3 separate regions of the Homo sapiens genome follow, and all the other regions are linked to region 3. A link is a loop called in an ENCODE intact Hi-C map of the cell type or tissue named here. Cell type or tissue: heart right ventricle. All regions are shown on one strand.

Region 1 (2,500 bases), 230 kb after region 3:
GCAATGAATCCCCAGTCGGCCATCCCTGAAAACCAAACAGACCTAGGAGCCTGGCCCAAGCAAGGTCCTCCCCTCCCCTGGGATGATCAGCGCACCCAAGAACCATTTTCTCCGGCATCCAAGCGGCGCGCGCCAAGATTGTTTCTTCTCAGAAGTCACACCTGATGCCACACAGAACCCCGGTGGCTGCCCTGTCTTGTCAGGGTGCCAGGTGGGAAAGGGGGGTTGAAGAGGAAGCTGGGTCCCAGCCTGGAGCAGCCTGGGCCATGGCATGCTCTGGAGAGACAGGCAGCAGTGGCGGGGGACTAGAAGGCAGGACACAGCTAGCTGTGAGCTTGTCAGAGCCCTGCTACCCCACCTGCCCTCCACTGGGTCCCTGGTAAGAGTACAGAGCAGCCCATCACAGGCAGACCCTTCCCCTCTGAGCCAGCTGCTTGGTGGCACGATGGGGCACAGCTGTCTCCAAAGCCGGAAGGGCCCCAGGGTACGTGATGGAAGCCACTGCTGGGGTGTGGTCACAAGAGCCAAACTAGACTCCCACCCCCTCCCCATCCTTCCCTACCATACCCTGGCCTACCCCATGCTCTGCCAGGCCCAGTTTTCCCTCCCTCCCCACCTCTTTCCCATCTATAAAACAGGTTCCCCTTCTGCCCTTATGCCCTACTTAAAATGGGCAGAATCCAAGCTCCGCAAAGAAGCAGGGGAACAGGGACTCCCCTCGACCTCCAGGCACACAGAGCGCTCTGCCCGGCCAGCCAGCGTGAGCACCAAGGGAAGCAGGCAGAGCAGGGCAGTCCTCGGCCTCAGAACTTCTGTGTGAACTTGGACGGGGGCTTCGCCTCTCTGGACCTCAGTTTCCCTTATCTGCACACTGGGCATGATAACCACGCCTGCCCTTCTCCGGATGTTGCAGGGAGTCAATACAATATGCAAGAATATTTATCTGGGCACACAGTCAGGGTCTTGACAGCGGTTGTTACGCAGCGTTCTGTGTCCGCACACCAGGCCCTCCTTCCTTGAATTATTTCCTTAACTCCCAACAAGCATGTGTGGTAGATACTATTATTATCCCTGTTCATAACGGAGACAACCGAGACACAGCGAGTTTAAATAACTACCCCAATTCACTCAGCTACAGAGGAGTCTGTGTCCGTGGCTCTTACTGTTTGATGCCATTTGCCACAACACAACAGTGTGTGGAAGCAAGTGTTGACTTCACTTAACCAACGTGACAACGGCGACCCATGGAGCTAAGGCCTTGCACAAAGACACCCAAGGGGTGACAGGCCAGACGGGTTTTGAACTCGGCTCTGTCTGACTCTGGGCCTGGCCTGCTTCTCCAACCCCACTGCCCTCTCAGGTTTCTGAAGGCCTCTGCAGCTGGGCCTGGTGTCCAGGAGGGGCGAGTGACCCGAAGGCGGCCAGGGCTCCGCCAGGGATGCTGGTCCACAGCAGGAGGCTGGAGCCAAGAAAATGCAAGGCTTTGAGCGCCCCCCAGTGGCCAGAGGTGAGTAGTGTTCGTGGCTGGAAGCTGGAGTCTAATTAGGCTGCTATGGCTGAGATGGGGGCTGGGACCCCTCCCAGGGAAAAAGCAGCTAGGGATGCTGAGAAAACACCCCCCCAAAACTGGAAAGTGGGGCTCTATCCAACAGTGATAGCCACCGGAGCCCTTGCATCCACTCCCCTGGAACAGAGCCTCGCTGTGGAAGCCTAGGGTAGGAGCTAGGGTCTAAAACCCTAAGGACTGCATGAATGCCATTCCTGCATTTGCTGGGAGTCTCCAGAAATCCTCTAAGAAGTCGACTCCAGGGCAGAATGATGAACTGTGATCAAATTTAATAATGCTAATACTGATAGATCAAAAAACTCATAAAGGCCGGGTACGGTGGCTCACGCCTGTAATCCCAACACTTTGGGAGGCCGGGGCGGCCGGATCACCTGAGGTTGGGAGTTCGAGACCAGCCTAGCCAACATGGTGAAACCCCTTCTCTATTAAAAATACAAAAATTAGCTGGGTGTGGTGGTGTGCGCCTGTAATCCCAGCTACTCGGGAGGCTGAGGCAGGAGAATCACTTGAACCCGGGAGGCCAAGGTTGCAGTGGAGTGCCACTGCACTCCAGCCTGGGTGACAGAGTGAAACTCTGTCTCAGAAAAAAGCTCATAAGGGACACTGGACAGGAGTCCCTGAGTAGAGGGCCCATGGTGGGATCCTGAACAAGAGACTTCCCCTTGCTGGGACTCAGTTTTCCTATCTGCACCATGAGGACAAAACTCTGTCCTCTGAGATTATTTCCAGCTCTCACACACTGTGATTCTGAGATCCTAAACCCAATTGCTGTGAGCTCTGGTGAGAGCCGCCCCTGCCTGATGGGAGCCCCGCCCTTTCCACCCCCTCCTCACCTTACCCTCCAGTGGCTGTGGGAAAGCACGCACATATTCTGGAAAACAGACCCACACGCACAAGCCTGCCCCTGTATGACAGCCCATTCTTCTGGGCCTG
Region 2 (2,500 bases), 220 kb after region 3:
CACACCTGCAACTACACCTGCACCCACACCTGCACCCACGCCTGCACCCACACATGAACATACACCTGTACCCACACCTGCACCTATGCCTGCACCTACACCTGTACCCACACCTGCACCCACGCCTGCACCTACACCTGCACCTACACCTGCACCCACGCCTGCACCCATGCCTGCACGTACACCTGCACCTACACCCGCACCCATGCCTGCACCTACACCTGCACCCATGCCTGCACCTACACCTGCATCCATACCTGCACACATACCTGCATCCACACCTGCACCCACACCTGCACACACCTGCACCCACACTTGCACACACACCTGTACACACACCTGTACCCATGACTGCACACAAACCTGTACCCACACTTGCACACAAACCTTTACCCATGCCTGCACCTACACCTGCACCCACACCTGTACCCACACCTGCACCCACACCTGAACACACACCTGTACCCACACCTGCACCCATGCCTGTACCTACACCTGAACACACCTGCACCCATACCTGCACTCATGCCTGTACCTACACCTGAACACACCTGCACCCACACCTGCACACAGGCCTGCACCTACACTTGAACACACCTGTACCACATGTGCACCCACACCTGCACCCATGCCTGCACCAACACCTGCACACAAACCTATCCCCACACTTGCACACAAACCTGTACCCACACCTGCACACATCCCTGCATCCACACCTGCACACACATCTGCACGCACACCTGCACCCATACCTGCACCCACACATGCACACAAACCTGTACCCACACACCTATACACACACACCTGCACACACACCTGTACCCACACCTGCACCCACACCTACACCCACACCTGCACCCATACGTGCACAGTATCTGCTCAGCACCCATTTGCCCGTGCTTAGCCAGAGGGGGCATCACCAACATCTTGAGGCTGAGACTCTAAGTTCCCCTTGGTGACAGTGCGGGGAGGTGGGGAGGCCACAGGGTGGGATGGCTCAGCCAAGGCGGTTGCCCTGCTTCCCACATAGGCTGTGAGAACTGCAGGGAAGGGTGGTTCTGTTTCCACATGTAAATCCACATCCAAGACTGCTGGGCGGTGTTGGGCAAGAAAGGTCAGAATTGATGCGACCAACACAAAGCTGGGACCAACCCAGAACAGGTAGGGCTGGGGAGGGGGAGTGGGAGAGTTGGGGTTTCCAGGCTTGATCAGACCCCCAGCTCCCAACTGGACATTGCCCAAAAGACTCAAGCCACAGTCAAGAACTTATATGATACAGCCACGTGTTGCTTAACGACAGGAATAATGCCGTTCTGAGAAAGGCATCATTAGGCAATTTTGTCATGTGATCATAGAGTGACCTTACACAGATCTAGGCGGTAAAGCTGACTGCACACCTAAGTCATGCTGTACAGCCTGTTGCTCCTAGGCCTCATACCCGTACAGCATGAGACGGTACTGAACACTGCAGGCGACTGTAACACAATGGTATTTGTGAATCTGAACATATCTAAACATAGAAAAGGTACAGTAAAATACTGTATTGTAATCGTATAGGACCATCATAATATGTGTGGTCTGTTGTTGACTGAAAGTCACTATGCAGCACGTGACTATGTTAATATAACTGACCAGTTTCCCACCCTCTCACAGGCATGCACAGGCATCAGCTCACGCTTCTCAGGGGCCCTCCCGCTAAATGCCCTCCAGAGAGCCTGGCCCACCCCGCTCTCACTCCCCTCTCTCGCTCCCCTCCTGGGTTCCTTCCTGGGCTCCTCGGATCAGTGGCAGGTGTGTCTGCCTCACAGCTGGGCACGTGTATGCGGCTGACCCGCATCCTCTCCTGTGGGTGAGACTCCCTCATTGGGGCACCTGCTCTGCAGGACCTGTGCTGTCACTGGGCTGGTGTCACCACCCACTCTATGAAGCTCGCTTCTCTCCCCAGGTACCTGGGAGGAGCCAAGATCCCGGTCTTCACCTGTGGTCAGCAGCCCCAATCAGGGCCCACTAGTCATGTAAACACCATGGACCAAGGGTCCCAGGGGTAACTGGAGCCCTGGAAGGCTCAGGGTCAGGCAGAAGGGAAGAGCTGGCGTGGGAAAAAAGGGGAGATTTTGGGGAGAAAGAAAGCAAAGGAGAGAGAGAAGCCAAGTCAATGCCTGTACTTGCACTGCAGGACAATACAGAGAGGATAAGACACTGGCCCTGCTCACAGATATTTTGCCATCTGGAGGGAGGATGGTGCGGACATACGCACCCACAAGACCCAATGGAACACGGGGCTGATGGGGCAGAGGACGGCAGACCAGGTGGGGGCTTCAGAATCAGAGGCACCCTGAGATCCTGGCTCCACCAACGAGTGTGTGGTCCCAGTCACCCTGAGCAAGTCCTGTGACCACAATGACACAACAACTGACACGTGGTGCTTCCTCCCACCAGGCACAGCCCTGGGACCTGCATGTACACGGAGCTGCTTAGTCCTGGGGCAGGTTCTATAATT
Region 3 (2,500 bases):
AGAAACTCTGCCCTGTATCACCTGCCACTACACAGAGAAGGGAGGTGAGTGGAGAGGAAGGGAGGGGATGAGGAGAAAAGGGGAGGGGAGGGGAGCATTGAGGGAGGGAGGGGAGGTGCACTAAAGAAGCTTTTTCCACCTTTGCTGAATGCGTCCGTTGCTCCCGCATTGAGCCCAGTCTGTGCCAACAAAGCCCCTTTAGGCACAAATGTCATACTTCCACGGCCCTAAGATCCCTGTTCCCCTCTCCCATACAACCCCTGGGCCTCAATCTCCCTTCCTTCTCTCTCAGGAACCTCTAGCCACATCTTTATAAACAAAGTATTAGCTTCTTGAAGCTGCTTAAGGTATCACCCCAAACTGGTTGACATAATACAAATTCATTCTCTCACAGCTCTGGAGGCCAGAGCCTGAAATCAACATCCCTTGGCCAAATTCGAGGTGGCAGCAGGGCCACACTCCCTCCAGAGGCTGCAGAAGGGGAACGGATTCCCTGCCCCTTGCAACTTCAGGGAGTGGTCAGCGTTCCCCGGCTTACGGCTGTGTCACTCCAATCTCTGCCTCCATGTCACAGCACCTTTCTCTCTGTGTGTGTGAAATCCCCTCTGCCTCCCTCCTACGAGGACACTCGTGATAGCATTTAGGGCTCACCCAGATAGTCCAGGGTAGTCCCCCTATCTTGGGATCCTTAACTTAATCACATCCACTAAGACCCTTTTTCCAAATAAGGTCACATTTGCAGATTCCAGGGATTACAACTTGACATCCTTGGGGACACCATTTAGGGTGTGTGGCTCCATTTTCCACCTGTGGAAGCTGAGGCCTAGAAGATTTGCAGACTCTGCCCAATGTGACAGCCAATGTCATCCTCTCCACCCAGCCTCCTTGGGGAAGAAGAGGCTGAAAAAGCATCAGAGAAAAGAGATTTTCACTACAAGAAAAGAGGAGACCACATAGGACATACTGTCCTTTGAGCGACGTCCCAGACAAGCAAGCTGCTAAGAGGCTGAGCTGCCAGCAGTGACCCCAGCCTGGCTGGCAAACAGCTGGCACCAGAATCATGCCCTGGAGCCCAAGGGTGGCTGATGGCAACCTGCCATAGAAACTATTTATAGCACGTCTTGTCCCAGGTGCTCCTGGAGCTGGCCCAGATTAACCCCGCAGAGCCCAGAGAGGAGAGCAGAGATCAGAGGAAGAGCGCCTCTGCAGATGGAGAAACCGAGGCAGGAAAACCTCCACGACATCTCCAGAGTTGAAGGGTGCAGGACGCTGAGAAGTGGGTGGGGACTTTTTCTTGGTTCCAGTCCCAGCTATGCAGACGGCTGGCTGTGTGGCCTTGGGTAAGTCACTGCACCTGTGACTCAGTTTCCCAAATGTAAAATGGAGCTCCTGCTGTCACCTGGAAAGGCTATTGTGAAAACAGATGGCAGGTGAGCATGCTCCTGGCTCAGGGTATGTGAGTGTGGATTTGGGGAGTTGGGGGGTTGCTGAAGCCAACTGGGCTTGTGGGAGGACATCAGGACAGACACCTTTGGAAGGCAGGGGCTGGGCAATCAGGAAGCTTTAAATGGCAGCCAACCTTGACTCCCTGGCCTGGAGGCTGTCAGGCAACATTAGTTGACCTCCCTTTTCCTGCTCCCCAGCAGAGACCACTCAAGAGCAGAGGGGTTGTGATGGGCGGCCAGGGGGCACCCTCACAGAGCCAGCAGGCAGATTCAGCAGACAGCAGGGGTGTCTCCCCAAACCTGCTTGTGCTACACACCAGGTGGGTCCTCTTGAATTTCTTTGCCCCATAGTGCTGTTGTGGGCTGATTTTATTGCAGACCTGCTGGTGCACGCTGGACACCCAAAGAGTCTAATAGTGACACCTTTGGAAACCCCACAACGTTTGTATATGAGTGCAACCTGCCTCCCTTGTCTGCCTGGGAGGTCCTGAGGTCTGAGGTGTGTCCTCTCCCTATCAGATTGAGGGTCCCCAGAGAATAGATCCTCCCCCACTCACTGATTTGCTCACTCAGCATTCATTGAAAACTTACTGTATGCCTGGCACTGCACCAAGCACTGGGCAGAACCAAAGATGGAAACAAAATGGGTCTCTCCTTTGAGGGCATCCAGGCCGGCCATCCCTGGGGCTAATAATAGTAACAACAACAGCAGCAGCGGCGGCGGCAGCAGGAGCAATAAATAGCCCTGCGATTGCACCTCCTTTCCATTCTGCTGGGTGCCATGAGAGCTCTTCACATGTGAGCGGAGCACTGTTACACTCCTCAATTTATAGATAGGGAAACAAGTGCATATTGAGGTCAATGATTTGCCCACCCCTCAGCTTGTAAGTGGCAGACCTGAGATTTGGACCCAGAGCTGATGCTCCAGGGAGCGAGTGTGTGCCCTGCCGTGGAACTGCAAGTGTGACATGTGGGTGCACGTGGGCAGGGGGTGAGAGACGGGGCAAGGCTGGAGGAACCCAATCCCAGAGGGAGGGCTTTGCCAAGCTGAGATC

The links. A loop is a pair of places that touch in the nucleus more often than their neighbours do. Peaks named below come from ENCODE experiments on the same cell type or tissue, not always from the same donor. Only the 100,000 strongest peaks of a DNase experiment are listed, where the experiment ranks them.
Region 1: it touches region 3 in a loop (2.6-fold over the local background); 17 of 110 quality-filtered maps call a loop at or near these places.
Region 2: it touches region 3 in a loop (2.8-fold over the local background); 17 of 110 quality-filtered maps call a loop at or near these places.

What each region holds. Positions count from the first base shown.
Region 1 is chr1:17,660,752-17,663,251 of GRCh38, reverse strand. The region is part of intron 25 of ARHGEF10L (Rho guanine nucleotide exchange factor 10 like); the gene reads right to left. Among named protein-coding and RNA genes, the nearest start is that of LINC02810, 56 kb to the left of the region's middle. In heart right ventricle, CTCF peaks have their summits at 1,302 and 1,501 (motif pointing left); a DNase peak (open chromatin) is centred at 1,491.
Region 2 is chr1:17,673,789-17,676,288 of GRCh38, reverse strand. All of the region lies in intron 26 of ARHGEF10L (Rho guanine nucleotide exchange factor 10 like), which reads right to left. Among named protein-coding and RNA genes, the nearest start is that of LINC02810, 43 kb to the left of the region's middle. In heart right ventricle, no CTCF peak of the experiment used is centred here; no DNase peak of the experiment used is centred here.
Region 3 is chr1:17,891,028-17,893,527 of GRCh38, reverse strand. No RefSeq gene overlaps it. Among named protein-coding and RNA genes, the nearest start is that of ACTL8, 140 kb to the right of the region's middle. In heart right ventricle, no CTCF peak of the experiment used is centred here; DNase peaks (open chromatin) are centred at 1,077 and 2,122; H3K27ac peaks cover 1,912 bases.